Linked DNA regions of Homo sapiens: region 1 is linked to region 2. Evidence: chromatin loops called from intact Hi-C (ENCODE). Cell type or tissue: B cell. All regions are shown on one strand.

The links. Peaks named below come from ENCODE experiments on the same cell type or tissue, not always from the same donor. Only the 100,000 strongest peaks of a DNase experiment are listed, where the experiment ranks them.
Region 1: a loop joins it to region 2, with 2.6 times the contacts of the local background. A loop is called at or near these places in 5 of 110 quality-filtered maps.

What each region holds. Positions count from the first base shown.
Region 1 is chrX:77,690,556-77,698,555 of GRCh38, forward strand. It overlaps ATRX (ATRX chromatin remodeler), which reads right to left. Exons shown (of 35, transcript NM_000489.6): 4 at 7,028-7,080; 5 at 6,022-6,149; 6 at 3,269-3,382. Among named protein-coding and RNA genes, the nearest start is that of ATRX, 92 kb to the right of the region's middle. In B cell, no CTCF peak of the experiment used is centred here; no DNase peak of the experiment used is centred here; H3K4me3 peaks cover 598 bases; H3K27ac peaks cover 2,268 bases.
Region 2 is chrX:77,782,081-77,790,080 of GRCh38, forward strand. It overlaps ATRX (ATRX chromatin remodeler), which reads right to left and starts at 4,136. Exons shown (of 35, transcript NM_000489.6): 1 at 3,902-4,136. The coding sequence starts at 3,921. RefSeq lists a silencer at 3,750-3,799 and enhancers at 3,900-4,009, 4,020-4,209. In B cell, no CTCF peak of the experiment used is centred here; DNase peaks (open chromatin) are centred at 4,071, 4,861 and 6,181; H3K4me3 peaks cover 4,213 bases; H3K27ac peaks cover 3,358 bases.

The DNA of each region.
Region 1 (8,000 bases), 92 kb before region 2:
TGAGTTCAAGCAATCCTCCTATCTCAACCTACCTAATAGCAGGCATTACAAGCCTAATGTATTATAATCACATTATTTACAAACACCAGTTTGATCTTGGGTATTCATATATTCTGTATTTGTTTTAACAGAAACAAATACACCACACCATACTTTTTCATTTCAAACAATGATTTCATTCAGATAAACTAACAAGATAAATAAAATGTAGAATCTGAATGTTCATCCAGTGTTAAGTAATACTTACTAAGTATCTTCTATGTGCTTTGGTGCATACATCGCTCAAGAATTAAACAAAACTAGGTAATTCTTTGGAGATTTTCTCCCACATGTGCACAAGGAATCAAATATAAGGATATTCACCACAGCACTAATTAGAAAATTAGAAAATGAAAAATTGGGAATAACTTCCTATGTGGGAAATGAATAGTGGCTTATTGATATAACATAATTCTATAGAGCAGTGAAAAATAAACAAACTAGATGTACATTTACTGACATGAATACAATTCAAAAACAATGTTAAATGAAAAACGTTCCCAAATGATATATACAGCATATTATTTTGTTATACTTTTAAATGAAAAATGTTTTATGAATACATATATAAAAAACATAGAAAAACATGCACACACATGCACATGCATAAAACTTCAATATAATCATTACCTGTGGGGTGGGAAGAAGGGGAAATGGATGAGAGTAGGACTGAACCAATATTTTACTTAAGTGAGATCTGAAGCAAATATGGTAAAATGTTGAAATGTTACTTTATGTACTTGTTGCTGTATACATGTTTAAATTTTTTATTTTTAATTATGAAATATATTTAAAATTGTAACACAGGGTATAAATGGAAAAGAGGCATTTTCATTTCTGAGCTCAATAGATTTTAATGGTTTTAAATAGAACAAAATTATTGTGTCATGTAAAAAAGTTAGGTGTAAAATATACTTTCTAACAATTAAACTGGGAAGAGAATGTCAAAATAGGGTATGATACTGAAAATTTTTTAAAAAATCAGCTCCTGAAATGTTAACTTTAACCGTATCTTTGTGTTATAATATTATTCCAAATCAATATAAGACTTTATATATTGTCTTACATTCTTGTAATGTCTTACATTTCTTGTAATACAAGAAAGTTTACATTCTTGACAGTTTCCTAAGTTAGGCTTCAATTTGGAACCAGCTTTCTTAAAAAGTTTAAATATTAACTACACCAATTCAGTATTTCAGATCACCAATTTATCTATATATGTGTATATAAAGTAAACCTAGTGTTAAATTTCCTGTGTGATTTCTGACAGCTTAAAAATGTAACAAATCATTAAGATGAAAATAGATGTGAAAGATTTAAGTGCTACTGATGGCTATAAATGCATGTATTCCCTTAAGCGTGATACCAAAACATTCCTACACAGATCATTCAATAAAATGTTCCTGAAACTTATCAGCTGAGACCAAATGTCAGCAGCATACCAAAGTGGCACTAGGAATACCCTCGTCAACAACAGTGGTTCTTTTATTCTTTCAGCCCTTATCCACATTTCAGACACTGACTGCTACAGGGTCCCTTCCCAAAAATAACACCATTTAGACACTCTGTACACTAAGTGTACACAATGCAGAACACTTAGTTATTTGTCTTCTCTAGAGAACCTATGATCAGAGGAAAGAAACTCTTACTACTGATCTTTACCATCACTTTATAATTGAGGATTCTCTTAAATTTTAAGACTACTACCTTAGCTTTAATGAGCTCTGTTGCTGCAATGGCAGTTTCCCTACCATGAACTAGATTCTCAGAAAGATTCCTTATGCTCAAAAGGAGTTGACTACCCCTTTGTGGACAAAAGACTATATAATATTTCCTTTATTTTTGCCAACAACCTTACAAATTATTTAATCGGAAAATGAATATATAAAATATGTTATAAAAATAGATATATTTTACTGGTTCCAGCAAGATAATCATAGCATTAAAATAAAAATCCACACAAAATTTCACCAATATAAGAACTTCACTATAATTTCACAATTATATAATCTGATCAATATTAAATGGATATGCTTTCACTACACTTCTACTTAGAAATTTAGTGTCATGTTCTATCATTTGGAGATTCATTCCTTTTATAGTTATGAATTCTGGCTTTATTAAGCTGCCCCAAAATATATATAGGCACCATTTAAGAATCACACACAAACAAGTGGGACACATAGTCCACTATTATTTCTAAATGAATCCTTCTGATGCAAACTTTTTATAGATGGTTAGCCAATATTAGAGTGTGTGTGTGTGTGTGTGTGTGTGTGTGTGTGTGTGTGTGTGTGTTTTAATTTTTTTGAGACAGGGTCTCACTCTGTCATCCAGGCTGCAGTGCAGTGGTGCAATCACGGCTCACTGCAGCCTCGATCACCTGGGCTCAAGTGATCCTCCCACCTCAGCCTCCAGAATAGCTAGGACTACAGGCATGCGCCGCTATGTCCAGCTGATATTTTTATTTTTTGTAGATATGGGGTCTCACCATATTGCCCAAGCTGGTCTCGAACTCCAGGACTCAAGTAATTCTCCTGCCTTGGCTTCCTAAAGTGCTGGTATTACAGGTGTGAGCCACCACTCCCCACCGTTTGTGTGTTTAAGGGAAGATAGACAGACAAAGGGAGAGGTGCCTCTGGAAGACAGAGGGAGGGTTATCAGCTCTAGCTCCCTACTCCTTCCTACTTATGTCCATGTTGCCATTCTTAGATTAGTGGATTTGAAACTTCAGTGTACACAAGAACAAACTGGAGTACATTCTTGACCTCATCAACAGAAATTCTAATTTGTGAGGAGTGGAGTCAAGGGACTTGCATTTATAATACCCCAACTAATACTAATGCAGATGTACGTCACTCTATCCAACTCTAAATATATATAAAGTTACCTGTAGGCCACAGACAAGATTTTGCATGAATCTAAAATTATTTTAGGGTTGGGGGGAAAACATAGTATTATGGCATATATGTATTATAGAACATGTGGAAGAAGGAAATGCTACGCTTCTTGAGATAACTTAATAGCCACTGAAGGCAAAGGTGTTTCGATAAATGGTGCTTAACCTTTTCTGCTTCAGAGCTCAGAGAGAAACAGAAGTTATATTTAAGTAGTGCTTTTAATAAACAAAAGGCAGAAAAGTGGAGGTATTTTTAGTAAGCACATCCGATTTTCCAATATGGTCATAAACAGCAATTTAAATTCATGTTTCATTTTCACTTGTATTTACCTCCGCGTTTTTTGAGATTTTCAGTTTTCATTTTACTTCTGCTTCTAAATTCAGGCCCTTTAAAATCATCTTTGTCTTCATTCAGCACTGGCTCTGGCTGTACAATCACTGTACCTAGAATGATTTCATTTAAAAAACCATTACACATATTAAATGTGCAAGTGAAGTACAAGACTTCAGTTCAGATAAAGCCAACATTGCTGGTACATAGTTTGTTTCTTTCAAGCTTTAGATATTGGTGTAAGGACCTCACAAAAGTAAATAAAACAGGGAAATAGTAAAAGGGCCAGGTGTCAACAGTTTATTTGTTGAAATATAGTTCATAAAAACAGGAAAGGGAGGTATTATGGAGTGATTACAAAACAAATGTGTGAATCAAACAGAAAGCCTCAACCCAGTTCTGAATTTTTATAGTGCCTATCACAAAAGCTGTTATGAATATGAACATCTATGCTAAGTTCCATAAAGAATTCATAAAATATGTGTGGTTCAGAGGGAAAAAATTTTTAAAGACATCCTATTTTCATAATCCAAATCATAAACTCAGAAAGATTTTTAAGGGTAGTTTTATATTGCAAGGGAGGGGTATTGGTGGGGGAAATGAAGTTCATTCTATTACTCCTGTATCTATACTGCAGCATTTCCCAACTGGTATGTCAAAGTTTCACTACTCTGTAAAGTCCTTAAAGAGTTTTAACAGATTAAGATACTTTAGCTGAAGTACCCTAACAATAAATTGTAGAATGAGATCATTTGTTGATCCCTATGTTAATATTTTAGAAAGAATGTCCTTCCTTAACTATAAAACATGTGAATTGAAGAGAGAGGCTGTCAATTTAAGTTTTCATTAGTTCTCTCAAGAGCAAATAAGACAGGCATAGTAAAAAGGGTTTAGGTTTCAATGTTTACCTACATTGCTGGGCTTAGTAACTGGCTATCATTGGCAACAATTAAGGAAAAAAAAGCAGGTAGTCACCAGGGGCTTTCTCTGAAATATGGCTCTATGTTATTCAACAAGCAAATTTTGACAAGTTATAGCATCTAGTTGTTAAATGAGTTTCTGAGTCTCTGAAAGGGTGGGGGGGGGGAGGACACAGATGATTGAGATTTTACAGATTGTAGTAAAATTAAATAATCCCCACCAAAAAAAAGTTATTCACAGCAATCATTGCATGTAGACACTCAGAGAAGCCCCAGCATTTGAAAAGAACTAAAGATTTTAAATTAACAACAACGACAAAAAAAAAAAAAAACTGAATTCTCCCTAGATTTCTTCTAGGGAGAATTGGAAGCAAAGCAGCAGAGTGAAAAGAGCACTCACTAGGCTTTGGATTCAAGCAGACCTGGGTTGAAATCTTAGCTTCTCAATTTAAAGCTGAAAAAGTTCCTTGGGTTCTGAATTTGTTCCTTTATCTCTACAAGCAAAATAATAACTACCTTACAGTGTTGTTTTGAGGATTAAAGGAGTTAATTCTGTAAGAGCCTGGTACTTATACATACTCAATAAATATTACAACAATAATATAAACACCCAAATTTAACCTTATGAAACGGGTCTGTTTTTGTTTTGGTCTGACAGAATTAGGCATAGTTCAGGTTAGTAACATCATATGCTGACTTTCTTCCACAGTACAATTAAAACAAAAGTTTGAATTCCTATTTCTTACATCATAAACACTCCCAGTGACAACCACTGAGAATGTAAAAATCCAAAGTAAGTCACCACCTATGGGACTTAGACTCCCATGTTAGTTGTTTCTGCCCTTGGCCACCAAAACCATTACATAAAATTGTCATAAATGATTTGCAAAACTAAGTAAGCGGTAGGCCCCTATCTCTCTTCTTTCATTAATTTCCTTTCCTCATTTCATTTATCACCTTTTGTAACTTCTAATTTATCCTAGTCAAGGAAAGTCCCATCCCTCCTACCTACTGTATTTTTTAAACTTCCATAATTTGAAAATATGTCATAAAAACATAGACAGGGAACAAGGTTTAATAAGCACTGCTGTAAAAGATCTATGAGAATGAATTTGAAAAATGTGCCAAGAGACTACAACATATTATTTAACAAAGAAAAAAAATCTAAAATTTGACTCTTTGAACCAAGTTCCCTGTCATTCTCATCATCCAATTATATTGCTCTCAGACTTGAGCTATGAAGAGTCCAAGATATTCATTTGGCTATTGTTCCCTATTCTTATTAACAAGGTTTTATGGTTAGAACTTCAACAGTTGAGAGGTATGTGACAAAGTTTTTTAAAAAAGATAACAGCAAGAAATACAACTAAATCTATCTATGATAGTTAACTTCAGCTTTTAGCCTTAGGGAATTTAAGAATGCAATAAGACTAAACTAGACTGTACATGATTTTTAAGTTTTCAGGAACAGTCATTACATTTTTGTATAAAGCAAGCACATTAACATTGACTGAACCAAAACCTAATATATTAAATTTTTAAACCTGCTTACACACTGAAGTATAATTTGGAAACTAAAGCCCCTTGTCTAAAACTCAAAGGAAAGAAAAAAATAGATTTCATTCTTTACAAAACCAACTGAATATTCCAAATTTTTAACTTCAATAACACATATTATCATTGGCATACAAATATATTTCTAGACAACCACTAGGAAAATGCCATGTTTGGTCGTTTGTACATAGTTAACAGTAATCAAGTTCCAATTTTATAAAAATGATGTTTAAAAATTCATTTCAACTTTAACTTCATGAAAAATTAACACACATTACCTTTTGGCAAGCTCTGCATAGTAATATCATTTTCTGAATTTTCATTAGACGCATCTTCATTTACAGTTTCATCATCCAAAGGTTTTTCATCATCTGATTCTACATACTTTGTTACAATTGAAGGTTTCCTATGAAAGAATTAAGTTCATAGAATTATGAATGTTTCTGACAACTGGAACAATACCCAAAGAACATAAATAACATGTTGAGATTGAGCAGTGGGTCTCAACAAGGAAGCACATCAGAATCACCTAGGGAAGCATGTATGTCTATACCATATCACTGAAGATTATGATTCAGTAGGTCTGGAGCAGGACCAAGGCATACGCATTCTGAAAAAGCTACCAGGGAGACCCTGGAGGACACTCTTCTTTAAGAATCACTACTTCAGAGAATAAATTAATATCAAACAAGCTTGGTTTTTAAGAGACATTCCCACTGGTTAGAAACAATGAAAGTCCAATAGACTAAGCGGCAAACTTCTAATAACAATTATACTGCATAGTATATTGGGTACTACATTATGTTAGAAAAGTTTCAGTTTTTATGTATGACTTGAGTTGACAATTTAGCAGAAAAAAGTGTTTTTTACCACTCTTTTTTCTCCTTATAACTTACAACTATGATGACTAACTTCCCATCCTAGACAATTTCATATAACCCAAAAAACCCACTGCCTCATAGGCATTCAACAATTATTTTGTCCTTTTTCAAGGACATATATTGTCTAATGAAATAAACTACATATTGCAAGGGCCACTAATATATAATAAATCCTTAAAAACCCTTTAGAATTCAAAGTTAGAATGAATAATAATTGTTGAAATCAGGTGATAGATACAAAGGGATTCATTATATTATGCTAATCATTTTCAAATATGTATATTTGTATAGAATAGTTAACTCAGAATAGTGGTTGACATGAGTTCAGAAAAAAACATGGTTTTAGAAACAGAAAATAACCTGAAAAAGAAAATAACTTTTTGTCCCTTCAACATCAACCAACCTCTTTGATCGTGACGATCCTGAAGACTTGGATTTTTCTGAAGAGCTAGTTCCCTAGATGTGAGACATAAATATAAAAGTGAATAAAATTCTCGAAACGGCATCCCTACAATTAGCTATTTCCCTATAGCAACTTCAATACAGTGATATAATGAGATGCTATTTATGTGCCTAGAATATTTTTCTAAAAGGAACTTCAAAAACTAATTCTCTACCACATAAGGAACACAGATGCAAAAAAATAAAAATTAAAACTAATTCTCATTTACTGCCAGGTTTCCTTGGCTGAAGATTAAATTTCTCGTTTTTTACATGGTTGCTGTGGCATGCTGCGGGGAATACACTGCTGCAAAATGATCATGGCCCCAGTCAACAAAGACAAAACAAAGATGCAGAAGTAATCAGATCTCAAGAGAAGTAGGGAGTTTCAAGGATCTAAATATGTTTCATTCTTCTCTAAGCTAACATATGGCATGAAGTAACTTCTACAACTTGCTTTGAGATACTAAACTTACCCTCATTTTGCCAGTATAATCAATATATTTTACTGGATTCAGTTTTTTTTTACAGTAGGTCAAAAAATTCCCAAAACCACAGTTGTGGACCTGTGTATCAGGCAAAGGACCTTGTTATGAGTTGCTATAATAATGCTTAGCAGACTCTAGATACCAAGTTTTGAGAGATTTCACAACCATGGAGTTCATGCCCTTAACATCCACCTCAAACACCTTTGGGGCAATATAAAGACAGTTTAATATCTATCTGTTGGAAGTCTTCAGTTGTCTGACTTTAGGTAAACCACTGAAGTGAACCACAACAATAACAGAAACAATGAACACCTGTTCTCAAACTGGAAAACAACGAAACTGAAGTATAATGACAACTGGGTATCAGTAGCCTTCGACACATACATGTGTCCAGAAGCAATCTAAAGACATATGCTCTACTTGGTTAATCGTAACTAACAAATATCT
Region 2 (8,000 bases):
CAAATGTCTTTCTTTTCACCCCAACCCATTACATAACCAAGCCATTGATATTTAAATGCTTTTTAAAAACCTTTATAAAATTTGCATCTCCTCCCCCTCCAAGGGCCTGGTTTCATGCTTTTCATAGTGGAAATGCAAGTATTTCACAGATAACATTTTTCAACAATTAGGTTACAATGTAACTGCTTGTAAACTACCACCTTAACAGATACTTTCTAAGACATTCAAAATCTCTCAATTTAGACAACTTCTGCCTTTTTATATTTAAGATCAATAACAAGGTAATATAGCTGTCAGCTTTTCAAGTAATCAATTGCCATAAGGATTAGAATGACAAATTTCACCAAATCTCCCAATACTGAAATCTTTATATGCAAATAAATTAAGGCCAAGCGCAGTGGCTCACACCTGTAATCCCAGCACTTTGGGAGGCAGAGGCGGGCAGATCACCTGAGGTCAGGAGTTTGAGACCAGCCTGGCTGGCCAACATGGTGAAACCCCGTCTCTACTAAAAATACAAAAATTGGCCAGGTGTGGTGGCACTTGCCTGTAATCCCAGCTACTTGGGAGGCTGAGGCAGGAGAATCGCTTGAACCCAGGAGGCAAAGGTTGTAGTGAGCCAAGATGGTGCCATTGCACTCCAGCCTGGGCAACAGAGTGAGACTCCATCTCAAAAAAAATAAAAATAAAGAAAACAAATTAAAGTTCATCAGTCATGAAGCCTCCATTCCAGGCCCTAGCTCCAGGATGACAATTCTAGACACATCCTGGGCCAGAAGGGAATCTGCTGCCCTGAAGGGAAGGTCCCAGTCCTAGCAGCATACATCACCTGATAACTGAAGAGCCCTTGGGCCCTGAATAACCAGCAGAGAGCCAGGCGCGGTGGATCACACCTGTAATCCCAGCACTTTGGGAGGCCAAGGCAGGTAGATCACTTGAGTCCAGGAGTTCAGGACCAGCCTAGCCAATATGGTGAAACTCCCTCTCTACTAAAAATACAAAAATTAGCCAGGCGTGGTGGCACACACCTGTTAATCCCAGTTACTTGGGAGGCTGAGGCATGAGAATCACTTGAACCTGGGAGGCGGAGGCGGCAGTAAGCCAAGATCACGCCCCTTCACTCCAGCCTGGGCAACAAAGTGAGACTCTGTCTCAAAAAAATAAATTTAAAAATTAAAAAATAATCAGCAGTGACACCCAGGTACCCAAGTACTACATTGAGAGCTTGGTGATTATAAAAGACCTTATCTTTTATAATGCCAGAAGCAAGTCAATCTTATTTCAAACAACACAAACAACCAAAAAAATCCTTTAAAAACAACAAAACCTTTAAAGACTGAGCCACTGATTAGTCAGTGTATGTTTTAGCCAGGTCATCGGTTTATTTTCCTTCCTCTTGTCTTCTGGCCATTTTTCCACCACAGAATCCTAGAATATTACTTTTTTTTATAAACACAAGTAAAAATTAGAACTAGTCTTTGTTCCTGCTTTTTAAGTGCTTGACAAAATATTTGATAAAGAGAAAATCTGGAACTACTGTGTAAAATAATATTAACAATAATGCTTATATTATTTCTGCCTCACATTAGAAAAGACTCAAGAGGGATTTGGTACTGTGGGTTCAACTCAAGCATTACCTGTCAGATTCTCCTTTAACCATGATTATGGTTTAGGAGATCGATGACACTTCAGCCTGAGACAGTTCTGAACACCTACTTGGAGCTCTTTCATAGTAAATCATCAGGGAGTGTCACACTTTTTAATTAATTCCCTACATGCATATATGCAGTTCTTTACTAGAGGTTTTTCATGTAGCTTAAGACTCTCCTAGCATTAAATATTTCAGTTATCTCACTACATAGTACACCTGGACACAAAAAATGTAACATTATAAACAGCTACAAAATCATAGACCTGCAACAAATCAGAGTAGGTAATATGAACTTCTTTCATTGTAACACTTGGGCTAAATTTAAATGGTCATAATCAGGTTAGACCTGGCAGCTGAAGGGGGCATTAATGCCTTGTGGTTAAGAACATAAGCTGTGAAGTCAAGATGGGGTTCAATTCCAGCTCCACCAATTACAAGCTGTATAACTTCGGTCAAGTTCTTGATCTATGTCTCACTTTCCTCCTCATCGGTAAAATGGGCAAAACCAAGTACTTACCTCACAGGTTTGAGAATTCATCAAGATTATAAAGAACGACAATAAGCACTCAACTTAGTTATGATTATTACTCTTATCATCAAGATCTACAAAAATCCAAGACTAGTAAGAAAAACTGACCCTTGTGTAAAATTAATTATTCTATTCAGAAATTCTATATACGTAATTTGTTCATTCTAAAGAAACTGAGAAGATCCGACTTCAAACTATAGTTTCAAATGTAGACTTTGTGAAACTTAGTAAAATCTAGAGGTCATAATTTAACTGTAAGGTACACCATCCATGCATATGAACATGAGTGCCTGGTAATTACAGGCCAACAAGTTATACTGGGTACCACTTACGTGCCTAATACCCCACAGATAAAGATTTGTTGTATTTGAGCCTACTGACAAATTCAGAAACCAAGGCCACAATCGTGTACACAACTAGAGATCTACAATCTAAGAACTGAAGCATATCTTTCCCCAAGGTAAAGAAAATATAATCTACTGCTTGTTCATGCAGAAATACAGACATACGTATCATAGGCTCATTGCCCAATTCTACATTCTAGCTAAATTGCTCTAAAAACATATGCCAATCTAAGAGTTACTCAAAGGCACATTTCGCCAACTTGAAATGCAATTCTGACCCATGCTCCTTGTAATTTTATTTTGCCACTGGACGCCAAGGATGCATCTCCGAGTAAAAAAATTACTTAATTCACATTGTGGGATGAAAATTCAAATGTCAAACTGAAACGCCAGCCAGCCACCTGGGTAAAAGTGTATACATTTCATATTGACTACCCAAATTTTCAGACCCGTCAAGAGGCAAATCAGAAGCACACAGAAAAACAGCTTCAACCTAATAAACGTGCTTGATTGGTTAAGAGGAGGCCTGCCAGGCATTTTCCCTTGCAATAAATCTTACTTCGCATCAGCCCACGTTAACCTGCCCTTCATCCTTCATGGAATAAATAAGTAAATAAAGATAGGGCCTAATTACTCCTCGAAATTTGCCCAGAAAGTGGGGAAACACTTGAGGTCCCATTAAGGCTGGACATCACAAAAAGTAGTATACTAGGGTCCTCTGGAAGCAAAACCCTGTGTTAAGTCCCCCCTCGCCTAGAAATAAACCCAAGGATATCCTTCAGGATATGGAGTAGAAAAGATACCTAAATACCTGGAACTGCACCACAACCCAATCAAAAAAAGGCTTGTCTCCTGGGGCTGCAGAAAAAAAATCCCGCAGGGCCCGGGTGCTTCCCATCTCCAGCAACCTAAACGCCTCTAAGTCGTCCTGGGATCTCACATCCTCGCGCCCGCCCACCCCTCCCCCTCTTCTCACCCTCCCCCCGCTTCTTCCCCACGCAGTTTCTAGGCCCAAAGATTAGCAAAAATGACCGGGATACCAAAGACCGCCTCCGACTTCGAGGTCTCAATCCCACAGGCACCAAAGAATAAACAGAGGAGCCCGACCAAGCGTCACCGTTTAGGGGAGATTGCAAGAAGCGCCCCATACCCTAGGCCGCGCCCCCCCCACCTCCCCCCACCCCATCCCCACCCCCACCCCCGTCGGAGCCTTGCGCCGATACCCCGAAACCCTTCTCACCTAAAGAGAAAACGATGCCTCTTTCGGCTAAGCAACACACAGGCCTAACCCACCAAGCGAACGCCTTCCCAAACACCCGACTCAGACGGTGCCTGGGCCCAGACCGCTGGGGCCCATGAGACGGGGTTGCGTTTTACCTCATGGGCTCAGCGGTCATGTTTTCGCTTGAACGCCTTGTCGGCTTCTGTGATTGCTGGGCGCCGATCTGCGCTCCCCCGCGCCCGGTTACGATAGAAATGCACTGGAGTCTTAGTCGTCACTGTAGCTGCTGCTGGAACCTCCCCACAGCTCAAAGGCCGCTACCACTGCCACCGCCGCAGGAGCCGCGGAAACAAAGCGACACCGCTGCCGCCGCCATTTTGTTGGGCCGAGGCTCAGGCAGGAGAATTGGCGCGTCCTCCCTCTTTCTCTTTCCGTCAGCCATTGGCTACCTCCTCCAAAGCACAGAGTCTTATTGGCTACGGAAATTCACCTTCTTTGGGGGCCTGTTGCTAAGGCGGTCGACGTCATTTGATCCCCTCCACCTTTTCGCAGGGGGTCCAATTTAGTCCCAATTGACCTGAAAGTGCTAGTGACATAGTTTGACTTTATTTTGAAAATGCTCTTTTGGTCCAACCTCTTTTTTCTTTGACATATTAACGAAGTAATAACAGCAACCTACATTTATTGAGAGTTTACTATATGCTCGGCACTACACTAATCCTTTATCCGGGTTATCTCATTTAATCTTTACACTCTCTGAGGTAGACAAACCTACATTTTCCAGATGAGGAAACCAAGACACAAAGTCCCACAGTAGTGGAGCCGAGATTCACCAGACACTCTTAACCACTAATCTGTATGGCCATCCTATGTAAGTATTTTCTTTCCTATATGCTAGGCTATCATCAAGTTATTTGCTTTCCTAGATGTTTTATACATAATATTTGGCACACCAACATGCTTGGAAATGTATATGTGTATAATATACTTATATATATGTATATGTGTGCAGACGACATAAGACCAACTTGAACGCTGCATAAAATTCTTTCCATATTGAATAAAGTGTCTCTTAGAATACACACACACACACACACACACACACACACACACACACACACACGGGCCATTTCCCCAATTTGATGTGATGTTTAGCTCACAAACCAATCAATTTAGATCTGCTTCCTTCTCATTACAGAGGAAGCTTGGCTGGATGATCTGTAAATGCCTTTCCCGCTTTTATGATCTATAATTTGATTTTACATTGGTAATCTCTGCTAATCACAAACAAGTCCTCTAAAATCTAATCGCTTCGAAATTTATTTCCAAATTTATTCTGCCATGCATGCTTTAGTTCATTCTATTTATTTTTCTTGAAATATGCAAGAGCTCCTGTCGGGGTTAGGTGACAGGGTTGCTGCTTTCTACTGGGATAGCAAGAGGGGAGCCTTTTTTGAATGAAACACTTTGAAAATCTGATAGGCTCAGGCAACTTTTTTTTTTTTTTTTTCTGAGACAGGGTCTAGCTCTGTCACCCAGGCTGGAGTGCAGTGGCGTGACGCAGTTCACTGCAGCCTCGACCTCCTAGGCTCAAGCAATCCTCCCACCTCAGCCTCTCAAGCAGCTGGGACTGCAGGCGCGTGCCATCAAGCCCAGCTAATTATGTATTTATGTATTGGTATAGATGAGGTAGGTCTGTCTGTTGCCCAGGCTGGTCTCAAACATCTAAGCTCAAGCCATCCTCCAACCTCGACCTCCCAAAGTGCTGGAGTTACAGGGGTGAGCCACCGCGCCTGGCCTCAGGCAACTTTTTAATCAACAGACGCCTGTACACATTGCAATTATATCTTTCAAATGTTTGAGTTCAGTTGGCAATTATAGAAACCAGACCTCTGTACCTGCTATACTGATTTTGTCTTGTACACATTAAATATCATTTCAACATACAATTTACAGGAGTCATTTTTTTCTCCTTGGTAAATGCAGTGAATTTGAATGATGTACTCCATCACAAGGCAGCACAGAAATGTGCTTGCTGTTCAACTGACTTCACTATGAGAAAAATAGTAAATAGTCAACATGTTACCAGGTTATTGGCGTTTCGAACAAGGAATTGGACAAAATGCACAAAGCAAGGAAAGAATGAAGCAACAAAAGCAGAGACACGTTGAAAATGAAAGTACACTCCACAAGACTGCAGGAGCTGCCAGAGCACAGGGGCTCAAGACCCCCATTACAGAATTTTCTGGGATTTAAATACTCTCTAGAGGTTTTCCATTGGTTACTTGGTGTACACCCTATGTAAATAAAGTAGTGGCCCGCAATCAGAGGCTAAAGTGAAGTTACAAGGGTCACACCCTATGCAAGCATCTAATTGGTTGTGGACAGCAACCAATCAGAGGCTAAAGTGAAGTTACAAAGTTACACTGCTATACAAACATCTGCTTTCTGCAACCAATCAGAGATACTTTCAGTTTTCCATCTGCCAAGCGGAAAAGGAAGAGGATTTGCAAAGGGAGTAGTCTTTTTGTTACTTAGGTGTGGAAAGTTGGGGTTTTCCTTTTGATTCAGTTCTAGGAAGTCAACTTTACTCAGCCTTAGGTTCCCTGCCTCCAAACCCTATTCTCCTGCCTCACATTATTTTTAAATGAATTGAAATTATTAAGGTAGAAACTAGCTGTTGCTGAGAGACTTCTCAACACTAAACAGCTTTAAATGACAAGTCTCACAAAAGAAACTTAATAATAAAACTATAATCACAATTTGTTTTTGTTTTGTTTTGTTTTGTTTTGTTTTTGAGATGGAGTCTCGCTCTTGTAGCCCAGGCTGCAGGCTGGAGCGCAGTGGCATGATCTCGGCTCACTGCAACCACTACCTCCCAGGTTCAAGCGATTTTCCTGCCTCAGCCTCCCTAGTAGCTGGGATTACAGGCACCCACCACCACGACTAACTAATTTTCATATTTTTAGTAGAGACGGGGTTTCACCATGTTAGCCAAGCTGGTCTTGAACTCCTGACCTCAGGTAATCCACCCGCCTCGGCCTGCAAAAGTGCTGGGATTACAGCCATGAGCCACCATGCCAAGCAATCATAGATTTTTTAAATTTTAATTTTGTTTTGAGACAGGGCCTCACTTGGCCTCCCAGGCTGGAGCATAATGGCGTGATCATGGGTCACTGCAGCCTCGACCTCCCAAGCTCAAGTGATCCTCCCACCTCAGCCTCCCAAGTAGCTACAACTGCAGGCCTAAGCCACCACAGCCCGGCTAATTTTATCTTTTTGTTTTATTTTTTTAGAGAGTAGGTCTCGATGTTGCCCAGGCTCATGTCTCAAAGTCCAGAGCTCAAACTATCCTCCCACCATAACCTCCCAAAGTGCTTGAATTACAGGCGTGAGCCACCATGCCCAGCAATAATCACAGCATTTTCAAAATGAACAACATTTGTGAATATTGTTGTGAATAACAACTTGTGAATACATTGTGAATAACAACTCACTATATTTGTGAAGCATAAGAGAATACCTGAGCCGAACATGGTGGCTCATGCCTGTAATCTCTTAACTTTGGAAGGCCAAGAAGGGAAGATGGGTTAAATTCAGTAGTTCAAGACCAAACTGGGAAAAATAGTGAGGCTCCCTCTCTAAAAAAAATTTTTTTTTTACTTAAAAAAAAAAGAAAAAGAGGCCAGGCGCGGTGGCTCATGCCTGTAATCCCAGCACTTTGGGTGGCCGAGGCAGGTGGATCACCTGAGGTCAGGAGTTCAAGACCAGCCTGGCCAACATGGTGAAACCCCATCTCTACTAAAAATATAAAAAATTAGCCGGGTGTGGTGGTGGGTGCCTGTAATCCCAGCTACTGGGGAGGCTGAGGCAGGAGAATTGGTTGAACCCAGGAGGCGGAGGTTGCAGTGAACCGAGATTGCACCACTGCACTCCAGCCTGGGCAACAAGAGCAAGACTCCATCTCTCCATCTCAAAAAAAAAAGAAAGAAAGAAAAAGAATTCCTTTGTTAGTAAAGGATGGCCGACAAAGTTTTACTGATATACATATAGGTGTATCGCTTTCAGTGATGATTATCAACGGGTTCCCATCAACTATTTTAGAAGAAGTTTACTGGTACACATCTTCACATTTTTCTTCAAATTGCCACAGAAGGCAACCTAGACCTTTCTCTGACTCTTGACCATAAATGCGTAACTTGTGAATGTGCTTATTTGTTTTGGAAGGGAATAAGAGATACAGTACCTGAAAGA